Regions from separate parts of the Homo sapiens genome. Here region 2 is linked to region 1. The links are chromatin contacts, found by Hi-C or POLR2A ChIA-PET in ENCODE. All regions are on one chromosome and are shown on one strand. The core of a region is the stretch at or near the end of the contact, and the rest is flanking DNA. Distances in the headings are between cores, read along the strand shown.

Region 1 (7,769 bases), core at 2,534-5,033:
TGTGCTTTGCTTTGTGTTTGGGGGGGATCACTCTGGGGGTCACACCCTTCTGATTCCAGGGGCTGCCATGAAGCAACCATAGTTTGTGCAGTTTCACAAATTCAACCTGATAATTTCCTCTTTGATGCAGTAGGCATCCCTGGAAAAAGTTAAATGGAGAACTAATCACTCAAATCTATATTTCCCATAAATGAAATTTACCACAATCATTCCTGTTCTTGACAGTTTTGCCACTGAAAAGATGGTCTTTGGAATCATCATTCAGTTTTCTTGTGTTTCACCTGGGCTTCTTGAGTCCCGTGAGTCTAGAGCCCACCAACCACATACAGGAATTATTGTGAGAACTTTCATGTGTGCCTGGAGTTGCTGGGGGAGTATCTGATGACTCTGTGATACACGGATCTTGTTCTTTGCAAGGATTTAATTGAATTACAGAATGCACCACCCAGAGAGTACAAGCTGCAGTCCCGGGATATTACAGTGCCCGATCCCTCTTTTCCTTTGTAATTGTTACTCTAAAGCACAGTGGTGTTCTCTGACCAGTTCTGGGTTGGACCTTATTTTCCGTGTCTTTAGTGGGGTCACTGCCGGATCTTATTTCATGTTCTCTGCAGGGGGTCATTGCTCTTCTGCTGTGTTTCCAAGCTCTCCTTTTTGGCATTTTTCCTTTTCACCTTGTGACGGTAGAAGCGAATGTTTGCACAGTTGGCTTTTCCATTTGTGATGCCTGTGTGGAGTGCAGGGAGAGGAGGGAAGGGCACAGGGAGAAGCCACACCATCTCCAGGGCCTGAGAGGCCGTTGCCTCGTTCCTATCCTCTTTTCAGAGGGATGAAGAGGTAACTCCGAATGAAGGAACGATTGAAAACCTGAGAATAATTACCCGCTGAGAAGCTATGCAGACCGCTGCCCTCTTCAAACGTTGAAAGTTATTATAAACAGTTTGTAAACATGAACCCAAAGAATTTGGACAAAGGCGTGGAGCAATGGTTGTCACATGTCTAAGTTATAAAAGGAAAATCAAGTGGGAAACATGTATTTCTGCTGCCATTTTCCCGCTCACATCATCCTATGAGGCAAACCAAGCATAATCAACAGTTTCAAAGAGGAACTTAGAGGAGGGTTTAGGTCAGAGCTGCCTAAGAGAACCTGCAGCATCAAGGCAAATGTTCTCTACCTGCACTGCCCAATAGTCCAGCACTAGGCACGTGTGCTATTGAGTGCTTGAGATGTGCAGGAGTAACTAAGGGACTGAATTTGTCATTTAAAACCATTTTAATTCACATAAGTAACCACGTATGGCTCGTGGCTATTATATTGGATGGGCCCAGTTCAGGCAGCAAGTAGAATTAGAGACAGTAGCATCATTTCTCCCTTTCACAGCAAAACTTCTCCAAACATGAGCCCCAAGCATTGTCTCTGGGGCCTTGCTTTCCGTCCTTGCCTCAGTCCACTGAGGCTTTCGTCACCCCCGCTGCTCAGGTGGAATTCCCTTGATAAGATAACCCACAGCCTCCAGGCTGCCACAGGCTTGGTCATTTTCTCTTTTGCTTATCTGAACTTCTCAGCAGTGTCTGACCCAGCTTGACCACACCCTCTTCTTTGCTTTCATGATACCTCACCCACTTGGCTTTTCCCTTCCTTTGCCCTCCCTCCAAAGGTTGGATCTGGGGCTCCTGACATTTCTCCATCTACACTCTCTGTGTGTCTGCTCTGCTAGAAACATGGCACTAATTCACCTCTCCATAGGCCAGAGACTCCCAGGTGTATATCACCAACTCTGACCTCCCTGCTGAGTTCCAAAATCGTATACCCTACTGCCTTGTGGATGTTCCACTTGGATGTCCAGTAGGCATTTCAGATTGTGTGGCCAAAACAGAACCCTCCTTCCTCCCACATCCTCAGAGCCATCCCTCCCTAGAACCATTATCCATGCAGTTGCTCAAGCCAAAAATGGGTAAGAGTCACCCTTTCTTCTCTCTCTCTCCCTTGATCAGCAAATCCTCTCAGTTCTTCCTCCAAATTACATTCTGAGTCCCTCAATTTCTCTGTCTCCACTGCCACCCCCTGAGGCAAAGCCTTTTCATTTCATGCCTGGAAAACTAAGCACAATGGCTTTCTAACTGATCTTCTTGCTTCCTGTTCAGACCTCTACAGCTCATTCTTCACTTACAACTAGGGTGATATTCATACAGCCTGAATCAGAGCTTCTACTCTCCTGCATCGATCTGTCTATATAGTTAGCAATAGCTTCATTTCTGAAAGCACTTAAAACCAGAACAACAGGGATTTAAACAAAGTGGAGTTTATTTCTATCATCAATATAGTCAGTCCTGGGCTGCTGTGGCAGTCCCATGACACTGGGAGCCCAGGCCCCTTCTGCTGTCCTAATCCAGCCAGCAGAGCAGTGGAAAAGAGGAAGAAGGAACACTCCTTCCCCTTCAGGTCACTGCTCAGAAGTCATGGGTACCACTTTTCACATCCCATTGGCCAGATCTCAGCAACCTATCCACACCCAATTGCAAGGGTGGCTGGAGAACTTGGTCTTGTTTTGTACAGCTATGAGCCTGTAGGAAGAAGGGGAGCATGGTCTTGGAGGATGACTGGTGGTCTTTGCCACACGCTCTAACAGCTTCCATCGTGCATTCCAAATGCTACTGCAGTCCATGCTATCTTGCATGGTTTGGCCCTTTGATCTTGCACTGTGTCCAGCCAGATGGATCTTTCAGCTCCTGCTTGCTCCTTAGTTCCTTTGTACTCACCTTTCCCTCTGCCTGAAATGCTCCCCTCCAGACCTCTGCAGGCCTGGTCCGGTCTTGTCACTATGATCGCTTTTCAGTTGATGCCTGTGGAACTTTCTCAGGCTAGCTAGTCTAATCAGTACCCAAACAATTTCTTCAGACTCACCCAGCCTTTTTTAAAGCATCTGCCCTACCTTAAAATACCTTCATTTATTTGTGTATTTGTATCTCCGCATACCACTCATCCACTCTAGAGGAAACACCTTGAAAGCAGGGTCCTTATTGTTCTTGCTCTCCACTCCATTTCCAGTGCTTGGATTTGCACCTGGCACAGAATGGGTATCTAAATACTAGTTTGATGAATGAATGAATTCATGGAACATGATGAATGAATGAATTCATGGAACACGATGAAGATCTGTGCCGCAGTATTGCAGAATAGATATACATATGTGATTCTAAATTGTTAAAGCTGGAAGGGCTAGACTTTTTAGTCCAATTCCCACATATTAGAGATATATCACAAGTGTTTTTGAATAGTAGAGGGAATTTGCTGAGATTTCTCACAAAGCCTCATGACCCAGATGGATTTGGCGTGGATGCCCGAACAGTTGGTGGGATTCAAAACCTGTTGCTCAACCCACATCCTACAGGTATTGATTAATGAATTGATATCAGCAAGAATAAAGTCTCCATGAGCTGGTGAGGACATTTGTGTGCAAATCACATTTCCATGAGCCCAAAAGGGGAATGGTGAATAATGAATGATAACCTAGAGTCACTCTCTTCCTTTTCCTTACCATTACTGGTTGATTCCCCCGAGTCATTGCTGTTATTTTCATTGTAGCTCCGTGAGAGAAGGGACAGGGCTGATCTTGTATCTTCTTGTCAGGGGCATTTTTGGTAAGTTTGAGAAATTTTTCATCACTCTAATGAGTCAGGGTATGATTCTCTTCATTCCATTCAGGCAGTTGACCAAATTCACGGAAAAAGAGGCGCCAACATCAACAGTAAGTGTCATGGTTCCCTCAGATCTCTGGGTGCGGCTTCTGGGCAGAACTCCAGCTTCCGCATTGGAAGCCAGTGGTTTGGCAGATAGGCAGCATATTATTGAAGCCTGTAGGGCCTGAGACTGATGTTTAGAATATAAATGTTCAGTGATGATGTTTAGTACACTCCATAGCCCCACTTGGGGTCCACTGATACATACCAGGCTCAGAGATGCTGAGTGGCAGCCAGCTTTTGGTGCATTGAACTGATCCATAGTGAAATAGAACCATAGTGGCCCCAGTGTGTACATCTCTGCATTAGGTTATTCTTAGGTAACATTTAAACCTGCAAGTGAACCCGAAGTGTACCTCAGAACTCTAGGCCCCGGGGAGCACTAGAGTTCACTCCAACTGTGTGGCTTTCTTCTCATGAGAGATCCTGTGGACTAAGGTCATGGTAGATGTGAACAGAATTCTTAGCCTTCTCATGTTAGGTTGGCACTTGGACTTAATTGGACTTTGGGGAGGGAGGAGAGAGGGAGAGTGGGGCAGAGAAGAGGGATGCAGGATCTACTTAGATCTCTCTGCATTCTGACAGAGGGGCATCTTTTAAAATCTAATTGAGTAGTATTCTGTGATTGAGGCCAATTACCTGAGATGGCTGAGTGTTTCAATTTCCAGGCAGTTCTGCTTTCTTTCTTCGGTACCTTTCCTCCTCGGTGTCATTGGATGTGAAGTTTAACATAGGCCTGGAGGTTATGGAGAGAGCCTCATTCCTTTTCCTGACTGTGGCTCACCGCTGGTTGCTGTTCCGGATGAGCCCACGGACGGATGGTGGCAACTGGCCCAGTGATGCCGTGCCAGGAGAACTCTGTTCATTTCATCCCAAACCAGGCCTTTTTTTGAAATGCAAAGTGATGATGTCACTTTTGTATTTTAGCCCATCCTTTGACTGGCTGAGTCTTATTTTTGGAGGATGGGTACATCAGCTTTGCGAAGTTAGCCAAAAGGCAACAATGAGAGCGAATCTTTGAAACCGGTTCCAGCAAGGCCGTTCTCCACTAACGGGTGTGGTGCTGTGCAGTGGATTCCAAGCAGCTGGCAGCAGCCTGAAATGCACGTACCAGCTCCCTTTCCCCTTATGCCTGCTTTGCAGGGGTGATTCTGATCCTTCGGTAAGTCAGGAAGGATAACTTCATCCCTGTACTTTCTCCTGCACAGGCTCTAGGCCATCTCCATGAGTGATTCCACCACCCTGAGGAGTTTAGGGCTTCATGGAGTGGGAGGAGGGGTGACTGTAGTGAGCCTGAAATGGTGGTGAGGCCGGGCAGTAAGAGAGCAGTAGACAGAAAGGATGCCAAGCACTCTGTGGAGACATTGTCTCTGTTCCTCGCCCCACCTCCCTGCTGAGAGAGGCCTTCCCTGACTGCCTCCTCAGCGCTCACCAGCTTGTTTCTCTGGTCACAGTCTCCTACTCTAATTGTCTGCATAGACTTCAATTTCAATTGTGATAGAAAACATATCCCATAACATTTACTATCTTAACCATTTTTAAGTGTACATTTCAATAATGTTAAGCGTATTCGCATCGTGCTTCTGTCATGCCATTCAGCCCCAGCACTTTGTTGTTGTTGCTTTTTTTTTTTTTTTTTTTTTTTTTTTGAGACAGAGTTTTGCTCTTGTTGCCCAGGCTAGAGTGCAGTGGTGCAGTCTTGGCTCACTGCAACCTCCACCTCCCGGGTTGCAGTGATTCTCCTGCCTCAGACTCCTGAGTAGCTGGGATCTCAGGCATGCTCCACCACACCCAGCTAATTTTTATATTTTTCGTAGAGATGGGGCTTCACCATGTTGGCCAGGCTGGTCTCGAGCTCCTGACCTCGAGTGATCTGCCCGCCGCAGCCTCCCAAAGTGCTGGGATTACAGGAGTGAGCCACCACGCCCGCAGCCACCACAGAACTTTTTCATTTGCAGAACTGAAACTCTGGTCTGCAAAAAATACGAACTCCCCATTCCCCCTCCCCACAGCCCCTGGGAACCCCCATTCTGCTGTCTGTCTCTTTGAATTTGACAACGCTAGGTACCTTATAAGTAGCATCAGATGGTATTTGTCCTATTGTGACTGATCTACTTCAGTTAGCATCATGTCTTCAAGGTTCATCACACTGCAGCTCGGGACAAGATTTTCTTCCTTCTCAAGGCTGTATCATGTTCCATTGTATCCATGTATCTGTATGGATGGACCGCATTTTGCTTATCCATTCATCAGTTGATGGAGACTTGAGTTGCTTCCATGTTTTAGCTGTTGTGAATAACGCTGCTATGAACTTGGTTGTACAATTTCTGAGTACCTTCTTTCATTTGTTTTAGGCATATACCCAGAAGTGGGATGGCTGGGTCATATGGTAATTGTATTTTTATGTTTTCGAGGAAGTGTCACAGTTTTCCACGGTGGCTGGCTGTTCCATCTGACATTCCCACCAGCAGGCCACAAGGGTTTCAGTTTCTCCACATCCTCGCCCAAAACTTGTCATTTTCTTTTTTGTTTTTGTTTGATGGTAGCATTGTGATCTGCATACACTTTCCACTCTGATGTTTTTGTTTATTGCATTTTGTTTCTGTTTATTGCATTTTATTGCATTTTATTGCATTTCTGCCCTCCCCCATGAGGAAGTATGTGAGCTCTGTGACACCAGCACTTTCACCTGACCTATTGAGTCTCACGTTCCAAAGCACTGGATACATTTGTTGGATGAGTCTCCTTCGTTCTTTGTTGAATGAACCCCCTTCTGTGTTTCTGTGGCGGGCTTGCCCTCTCCCTACATCTAGGCCAGTGAGCCATTTTGATTTTACAAAGTCAAGGGCTGCACCAGTGATTTGAGTGCTTGGTTGTAGCCTGCATCCGGTTTTAATTTGATTTTAGGATAACTGGTGGGAAAAATTGCACTTGCCAGAGGGGACTTGTTGGGCTTCTCTTTCAGGCAGCAGGAACAGCACGAATTCCACCGAAAGGAGATGCCGTGGCACAGACTGTCGTGGGCTGCCAGGACATCCTCGCTGCGGCCTGCCTTCTCCTTTCCTGCCACTCACCCTCAGAGAACTTTATCAGAGAAGCCCACGACTCTTGGGTTTCGTTAACTCTTTGAATGAAATATACATATACTTACTTGTTCACCATATTTTAAAAACATTTTAAAGTAGAGGAGTGGCAAAAGCAGTACAGTTAAAATAATTTTAGACTTACAGAGGAATGGCAAAGGCAGTACAGAGATTTTCTGTAAGCCCTTCACTCACCCGCCTTCCGCTAACGTGAACTCACATAACCACGCTACGGTCCCCAGAGCTGAGAAACGGACGTTGTCGTGGGACTAACTAAACGACGGACTTTCCTTGAATCTCACCAGTGTTTTCTCTACTGTCCTTTTTCTGTTCCAGAACACTCTATTAAATGTAGCTGTGTCTCCACAGTCGCCTCTGATCTGTGACAGTTCCTTGGGTTTGTCTTTTGTGACCTTAACACTGTGATGAGGACAGTGGTGTAACGGGTTGGTATTTTGCAGAATGCCCCTCGATGTGGGTCTGTCTGATACTTTCTCTTGATCAGACTAGGGGGAAGAGCACCACCCTGCTCATGGCGTCGTATCGAGGCAGGAGCTCTGACGTCAGCGTGAGCTGTCACTGGTCACGCTAACCTTCCTCAGTTGAGATGGGGTCTGCCAGGCTTCTCCTCTGCAGTTACTAGTTTTCCCTTTCTCCACTTAGTTTGTTAGGAGTGAGTCACTTTATTTCTTCAGCAAAGGGACTCACAGCTATGAAGGGCAGATAATCCATGTGGCTAGGTACACTGCTGTTTACCTCCTCACTCCTCAAAAAGCTGTCTCTTCTAAACGTGTGTATTTTTTAAAGGTTAGTAGGGTTTTTCTGAGAAACAAAGGTGAAAATCTGGGTGAGGTTGGAAGAGAAGAGTTGTGTGTGGTTGTTGTTGATTTCAAAGGCTGGAGTGGTGGTCTGAGTGACGAACCAGAGAAAGGCCTGCTGCACCCT
Region 2 (7,769 bases), core at 3,095-5,594, 520 kb before region 1:
GTGCATAGCAGTATCTCATTGTTTTAGTTTCCAGTTGCTAATGACAGATGATGCTGAGCATCTTTTCATATGATTATTTTCCATCTCTATATCTTTTTTGGTGAGAAATATGTTCAGATTTGTTCCCGATTTTATAACTGGGTTAATTGTTTTCTTATTGTTGAGTCTTAATTATTTTTATGTTTGTTTTGCATATTTTGGATAACAGTCCTTTATCAGATACGTGTTTTGCAAATTTTTCTCCAGAAAAAAATATGTACTTTTTTCTAATTTGGTCTTGAGGACTCTCTCTGCAGAGTGGCTATAAACTCTAGCCTCACCCTACTGGAGCTCCAGCAGGTTTGGTTGTGGATGTTTGCAATGTGCCTTTTGGGGGGTACTTCTTTATCCTGGCAGATGGCCTAATGCCAAAGTGTCTGATCTGTGAGGAGGTATCCTTCTCACACAACAAACCTGTTTATACTGGCAGACTCCCTTGGGACTCTGGTCTGAACTGTGTCTAGTTTATTCCTATGAACATAGCCACTGTCTAGGAGAGCCCTAACTAGGAAAGAAGTTAGGTTTGGGCGTGTTAATCAGGTGAGACCCAGAGGAGGCAACCCAATAAAACACACGGAATACCAGGAGCCGTGTATTACTTACAGGTCCCAGAGAGAACAGGGCAGCATGCCTCACAGGGCCAAGGGAAAGGGGGAAGCCATCCTGGACACACACACTCAACCAGCATGTGGCGAGCAAGAGAGGCGTGGGGAGGGACTGGCGGGCCAGGCTTTATTCAAGTCTAAGATGTGAAACGGGCAGGTTTCTCGTGGGGAGTTCAAATTAGTGGCTTCACAGCAAGCAGGCATGAATTCTGAGTTCTGCTGTGACTGAGAGGTGGTCACTGTGGAATATCTGTGTTGTCCATGCAGAATGTGGGGGTCAGTGGAGTGCTTCAAGCAAGTTGTATCTAGCTGTCCCATAGAGAGGTGGTCACCAGGAGGTGGTTGTATGGGGCAGATATTTGGATCAAGCACCTTGAGGAACTGGGAGGAGGTGGAGAACTGGAAACCACATCAAAGGTGGTTGAGCCCTGCTTCTTGTATGAGAATGAAAACGGAAATTGAGGTAACATCAAATGAAAGGAATTGACTGCACACTCTATTGCTGGTTTTTGCATTTTCTTAACTGGCTGTCACAGACTGAAGTTTTAATTTTAATGAAGTACAACTTATCAATGTTTTCTTTCATGGCTTGTGCTTTTGGTGTTTTAATTTTAATGAAGTACAGCTTATCAATGTTTTCTTTCATGGATTGTGCTTTTGGTGTTGTATCTAAGAAGTCATTGAAGGAATCATGGTAATCTGTATTCTCTCTGATGTTACTTTTTAGGAGTTTTATAGTTTTTCATTTTACTATTAGGTCTCTGATCTATTTGGAGTTAGTTTTTGTGAAGGGTGCAAAGACTATATATAAAGTTATATATATAGTTATATATATATATATATATATATATATATATATATATATATATATATATATAGTTATGGGGATATATATGCATTTGAACACCCGGTTTATAAACCGAAAACAAAATTCTAAGCCCCCAAACCATCTGAATGGAACCCTCCTCTTAGCAAGGGCGTTCGAAAGGTAACCTGAAAAGCGAGTTCAAGTCATGATGGGAAGCGGAGGTCAGACATGCCTCATTACATCCTCCTCCCTTTTGAAATTACTAATAGAACAGATTCTTTAAGTCTGATGAGAAATACAATCTATTCTCTCTGAAGCCTTCTACCAGGAGGCTTCATCTGTGTGATAAAACCTTGGTTTCCACAACCACTTATCTTAACCCAGACATTCCTAAGTCTTCAGACAATAACTTGACTCTCTCAACCAATTGCCAATCAGAAAATCTTTGAATCTACCTGTGACCTGGAAGCCCTTCAGCTTCCCGTTGTCCTGTCTTTCTGGACTGAATCAATGTACGTGTTATATGTATTTGATTGATGTCTCTTGTCTCATAAAATGTGTAAAATCGGTTCTCCGCTGCTCTCTGAGCTTCACAAGGGCACCCAAGGACAACAAGAAGAAGAAAGATGCCAAAAAGTTGGGCAAGAAAGACAAAGACCCAGTGAACAAATCCTGGGGCAAAGCCAAAATGAAGAAGTGATCCAAAGGCAAAGTTCGGGACAAGCTCAATAACTTAGTCTTGTTTGACAAAGCTACTTATGACAAACTCTGTAAGGAAGTTCCCAACTATAAACTTAGAGCTCCAGCTGTGGTCTCTAAGAGACTAAAGATTCGAGGTTCCCTGGCCAGAGCAGCCCTTCAGGAGCTCCTTAGTAAAGGACTTAACAAACTGTTTCAAAGCACAGAGTTCAAGTAATTTACACCAGAAATACCAAGGGCGGGGATGCTCCAGCTGCTGGTGAAGATGCATGAACAGGTTCAACCAATTGTACATTTGGAAAAATAAAACTTTATTAAATAAAAAAACAAAATAAAATAAAATGTATAAAACCAAGCTGTACCCTGACCCCACCTTGGGCACGTGTTCTCAGGATCTCCTGAGGGCTATGCCATGAGCCATTAGTCACTCATATTTGGCTCAGAACAAATCTCCTCAAATATTTACAGAGTTTGACTCTTTTGTGGACAAGTTGTTCCAGCTCTATTAGTTGAAAAGATGACCTTTGTTCCATTGAAATGTCTTTGTTCCTTTATTGAAGATCAGCTGACTATATTTATGTAAGTCTATTTCCAGGTTTTCTATTTTGTTCCATTGATCTTTTTCTCTGTTCTTTCACCAATACCACACTGCCTTCATTACCATAGCTTTATAGTAAATCTTGGAGTTGGATCCAGTGGTCCTTTTAAATAATAGTTACCATGAGTTAATCTTGACTATGTAGCAGGCACATCCATGGGCAATGAATAATGTATGTTCATTATCTCATGAACACAGCGACTCTGCAAGGTAGCATTCGTTATGTCTGTTTTACAGATTAGGAGGTAGGCTAAAGGAGTTAGTGTAATTTTTCCGAAGTCCTGAAGCTCGTCAGTGACAGAGCTTGGATTTGGAGTCTGTCCAGCCCTTTCCACCTATTCTTACTCCCTTGGCTTCCCACCCACTCTCATTTGCTGACTCACTGCCTATGAGGTAGTGTCTTTTGGCTTCCAAACTAGAGATTGGCAAGCACTGAGGAATGTTATAGGTCCCTAAAGCAAAACATAGGACAGACAGATGCTTAGAAAATTACTAAATATCATTTCCTTATTTGCAAGTAAAAAATCTCCCTTTCCATTTGCCCACTTAAGGCAAACTGCTTTTGTTTGTTTTTAAACAAAATTTTAGCCTCTAAGCTCTGCCAGAGACCTGGAGGGTGTGAAATTGTCTAAAGACCTATTATAGCAAGTGGAGAGCCTTTTCTCCTAAGTCCAGCTTCAGACCAAGGTGGCTTCTGCCGCTCTGATTTGTGTTTGTCTCTGTGATTTGTGCATTTCCAGGCCCCTCTGCTAGAGTACAGCATGCTTTCAAGCTAGGCTCTTTGGGCCTATGATTTTGACAATGTTCTGGCAGGTCTCAATAGAAACACTCCTGCTCGGAAATATTTTAATGGTAGGTGGAATAAGACAAATGACATATTTAGTGTAGAGTCTAGGACATAATAAGTGCTCACTAAACATTAGGCAACATTGTTAAGATTATGATTTTTGCTTGTCAGTCTCAAAATGTACTCCCTGTATATCCTTCATGATGCCTCGCTGTGACTATGGAGATGCTGCTTCATTGTCCTGTTTTGTTCCATTCATATATTGCCACTTCCAACATTCTGTTTCAAGTCACATTGAAGTCAGCATTCATTTGGCTGACAGCCTATCACAGGGCATCTTTCTGCATAAAATGAACCAATTTATAGTCATTGCTGACAGCTGTTTTTGAAGGAAAGACCATTTTCCTTAGTTGATTAGAGGAACAGTGATTAATTCAGCCCATCAGCCTGCAGCAGCAAATGCTAAAAAGGGCCTCGTTGTGTAAAGCCCCCCAAGTCTCTTAAAACCTACATTTTTGAATTTGTCAGAACTTCCTGAGCCCAGACTGGACCTCCAGAGGTCACTTAATGTACCCCTGGCCTCCTACACTATTTTTAAAGACCTCTGAAAAAAGACAGCTCCTGTTTCTCCTTGGCAGTGAGCCACCAGTGGGGGTGAATTTGGCAGCATCTCTGCTTCGGGATTCTGTGGACATTAGAGCGGGGGCCCTGCCTCAAAAAGTGACTCACTAGTGCCTGAAAGGCGATAAAGTCTGGTGACACATCACAGGGAATGTTTAAAGTGCATAGGGAGAGATTGTTTTCTTTCCCCCTCCTTGCACCTAGCAGGGAGAGGAGTGTGCGGAAAGATGGAGTTGAGACAGAAACTTGTTAGCATAACACCGAAGGAGTTTTGCTGTGAGTAGCATCAGCATAGCAGGAGAACATCCCTAGCTCTCCTGCCGCTGCTCTGCCACAAGGAGAGAAAGGGAAAAGCAAATTCAGCAGGACCTCTAGGACTTTGCTGTAGATCTCCAGGTGGAGCCAGGACCCTCCAGGAGAACTGATGGCTAGAAAAGACTGCAAGTAATGTGGAGGAAGGAAGAAGAGAGAGAGCAGAGAGAGATGATTCTTGCAAACATTGATCTGTGTAGAGCGGATGTCAACTTGATGGGATAAGACCTGGGTTGACTTGGTATCTGGGTTCAGGTCAGCAAACTCTAACGGCATTTCCTTCTACTAGCAGACAGATCTGCTCATCCTGCGACATTGTGGACAGTGCTGAATGGCTTCCAGAACATTCCTCTTATGTCTACTGGTTAAACTTTGAAGCATCTGAACCATTTGGGAGAGCAGGGACCCCCATGAACAGGAGATACTGGAGGTGTCTGAGGCCACTTCATGCCCTTTCTCAAGAGTGGCCTGCAGGTCTTTCAGCCACTGGCCACTGAAGTCCAGCTCCTGCCAGCCATGGATTTGGGCACTGGGCTCCAGTGTTGAGAAAGTTCTTGACTTCCAGCGCTTGTTTTCCTAGTGGACAATAGGAGTCAGAGACAGAGAGGGAGAGTGAAGATGCAGAAGACATATCCTTTCCATTGTGACCCAGATAAGAATGTAGCCGGTGAGCTTGCTTCCTGTCACTCATTTCCCAGCTATTTGTTGTAGTCCAAGTTGTGCATATTCTTTCTGTTAGGTTCTTATGTTTGTCTTAAGCTCACCCATCTTTTCTTCTTCCCTCATTTTTTCTTTATAAATCAAGAAAAATTCTGCCACTTTCTTTCCCTGGCTCACTGCACAGCCAATCAATAATTTTGAATCCTTTGTGTATCAATTTCTACTGGCTATTCATTATTTGTGGAAACCATATTAACGGGTCCATAAAAATCACAGCAATCCATTTGTTAAATTCATCATAAGAACAGATTACATCTTTCTGGCCAAGTTTCATGGTTTGGTAATATCATATTTTGGTTTTAGAATTTATAAGGTGCATTCTCCCATACTTTTCAAGTATATTTTTTATTCATTGCCCTCTCTGAATTAGGCATTTTTGGGGATGCACGTTTTACAGATATGGAGACAATGGTTCAGAGAAATCAGCTTGTTCACAGTGGGGCCAGAGCTGGGACCTAGGGCTTCTGACTCTATGTCTCAGGTCATTCCTATCACACACACACTGAAGGAGAAAAGAGTTCCCTTGTCTGGAGAAGACATATCAAATTCATGCGGGTTAAACACAGAAATTCCAAATAGCTGTAGTTTTTGTAAAAATGGTTGAGCTATGGACTTTTAAAGTAGTTGGCCACCTGTGGTGGTGGGTGGAAGGGAGTTAGGGCAGGATTGTTGTGCTTCAGGGAGGATTCAGTGTCTGCACGACCACGGAGGGGGGTGCAGGGCACCAGGTATCCAGGACTGTTGTCAAGAGTTATGCTTTGAATTTCCCAGAGAAGACACACTGCTGCGAAAGGAAGAAATCGTTGGTTTTTCTCCAACTGCTTAGCTGTTAAGAAGCAAGAAGCCTATCTCCAAGGCAGCAGCAGGCCTCAGAGAAAACAGTAGGACCCTTCCTTCAAACAAAGGAGAAAACTCCCACAACTCAAAGCAAGTGCCCCCTGGTCATTCTCTCAAAAAGCTACAGGCTCCAAAAAAAGACAGACTTCACAGGCTAGAGACGGGCTCTGCACTCAGGGTTGGTGGTCGGGGGCACAGAGCTGGCTGGGCAGGGCCAGAGGGGACCACATTCTGCCACATGCAGAGCAAAGCAGTATCTTTCTATTACTGGTCAATGTAATATGAGCTGGGAATGAGCAATTTCATACCTTTTTCTGAGATATTAAAAAGAAATACGCTGATGTGGCTGGAGGTAATTTCCCAAAGCCTGTGGATGGAGTTGATGTCAGTAACTGGCTATGAGGTTGTTATTTACAGGACTGTTTGATCCCACTGAAGTAGTGGTGCTTAATATGTAGCTCAATGTGGCTCAGGAGCGAGGCCCAATACTGCATATAAACCACCATCCTGCAATTTATCCAGAGAGCATGTGGGAGGTGAACCTTGAATCATTTGCTTGATGGATTTTTTTCTTTCCTTGGAAACAGAAAAACGAATCTCAGTTTTCTCCCTAAGCCTTAGGCAACAGGGCTCCTTGCAAGTCACCTTCCCTTCCTTGTCCCCAAAACAAAGATGCATACATGTTCCCCGAGCACTGCAAACACAGCCTTTCTTTCAGGGGCAGCTGGGTCCCTGGATCCGCTTTCCCTCCCCTGGGCTGGTCCCAGTGTAAATCATCAGATCTCCAGGTCCACTCGTCTGCACACAGGCTGCTTTGTAAGTGGGAGAAAGAATCCACAGAACTTTACACTAAATCCCCATGGGAACCAGGTGAATAGGTGTGTGTGTTTGCACACAAGCCCGTATACATGGCAAACCAATCCAAGAGATGGTGACCGATGGGTCCATAAAGACTCTGGCTGGCAATGCTGTCAGCTTCCTTCAGCTGAGCGTCAGTTAGTTACCCTGGTAGTCTCAAATGTCTCCTTGTGTCTGGAGACAACATAGGGCCTGGCCCTGAGGACTGCCAGGCTGGGTCGCCCGGCAGCTGCACCTGTTGTAGGCTGGGTAGGCCCCCTAAAATGCTTTGGGCAGCCCAAGAGTGTCTTCCTGAGTCATGTGGAGCTGCCTCACCAGCAGCCCAGTGAGAGATTCACAGCCCTAGTGGAGAGTGGAAGCCCTGGGCTATCCCAAGCAATCCTTGCGTCTGTGGGGCTGGTGCCGCCCCTTTGCGTCTCTTCTTGCAGCTAAGCAGAGCTCAGAGGCCAGGAAAAAAGCCACTGGGTGTCTTTGGAAACAGCTGACCTGATTTTCAACATTCCCTTTGAGCATTTGCTAAAGGGGCACCACAGAAGGGCATTAAGGATGCCACCGTGGAAGGAAGCTGCAGATGACAGAAGCGTGAGCACTGCTGGAAAATGAGAAAGCTGAGTTGGGACTGCGTGCCATGGAGAACCTGTACTGTCACCCTCCCCAGCCATCTGACTACCAGCAGCTTCAGCAGCATCATCATTTGCATTCATTCATCTCTTTTCCTCACTCCCTCCCTCGATGAATCTCTTTGGGAATGATCTTCAAAAACTTTGCTTAGGTTTCAAGGTGCTTTTGATTCACTGTATTTTTCTTTAAATAAGCCTTTTAATTGAGCACAACGTTCATAGAGAGAAGCGCACACATCCTGAGGGGTCAGCCCAAAGAATTTTC

Evidence for each region. A loop is a pair of places that touch in the nucleus more often than their neighbours do. ChIA-PET counts read pairs that join two places held with the same protein, here RNA polymerase II (POLR2A).
Region 2: a loop to region 1 is called in a map of mammary epithelial cell, with 3 times the contacts of the local background. The contact joins the promoter of TGILR here to the enhancer-like site in region 1. A Hi-C loop is called at or near these places in 1 of 168 maps with a recorded cell type or tissue (mammary epithelial cell). POLR2A ChIA-PET finds 5 or more read pairs at or near these places in 1 of 52 experiments (HepG2).

What each region holds. Positions count from the first base shown.
Region 1 is chr6:3,386,890-3,394,658 of GRCh38, reverse strand. The region is part of intron 3 of SLC22A23 (solute carrier family 22 member 23); the gene reads left to right. Among named protein-coding and RNA genes, the nearest start is that of SLC22A23, 66 kb to the left of the region's middle. Within about 2 kb of position 3,783, at least 10 of the 41 ENCODE cell types and tissues checked have a DNase peak (open chromatin) inside an H3K27ac peak, as active enhancers do; they include mammary epithelial cell, where a contact is called at or near this core.
Region 2 is chr6:3,908,577-3,916,345 of GRCh38, reverse strand. It overlaps TGILR (TGF-beta induced TARBP2 interacting lncRNA), which reads left to right and starts at 4,344. Exons shown (of 1, transcript NR_198974.1): 1 at 4,344-7,769. It also overlaps the pseudogene RPS25P7. RefSeq lists a silencer at 4,417-4,614.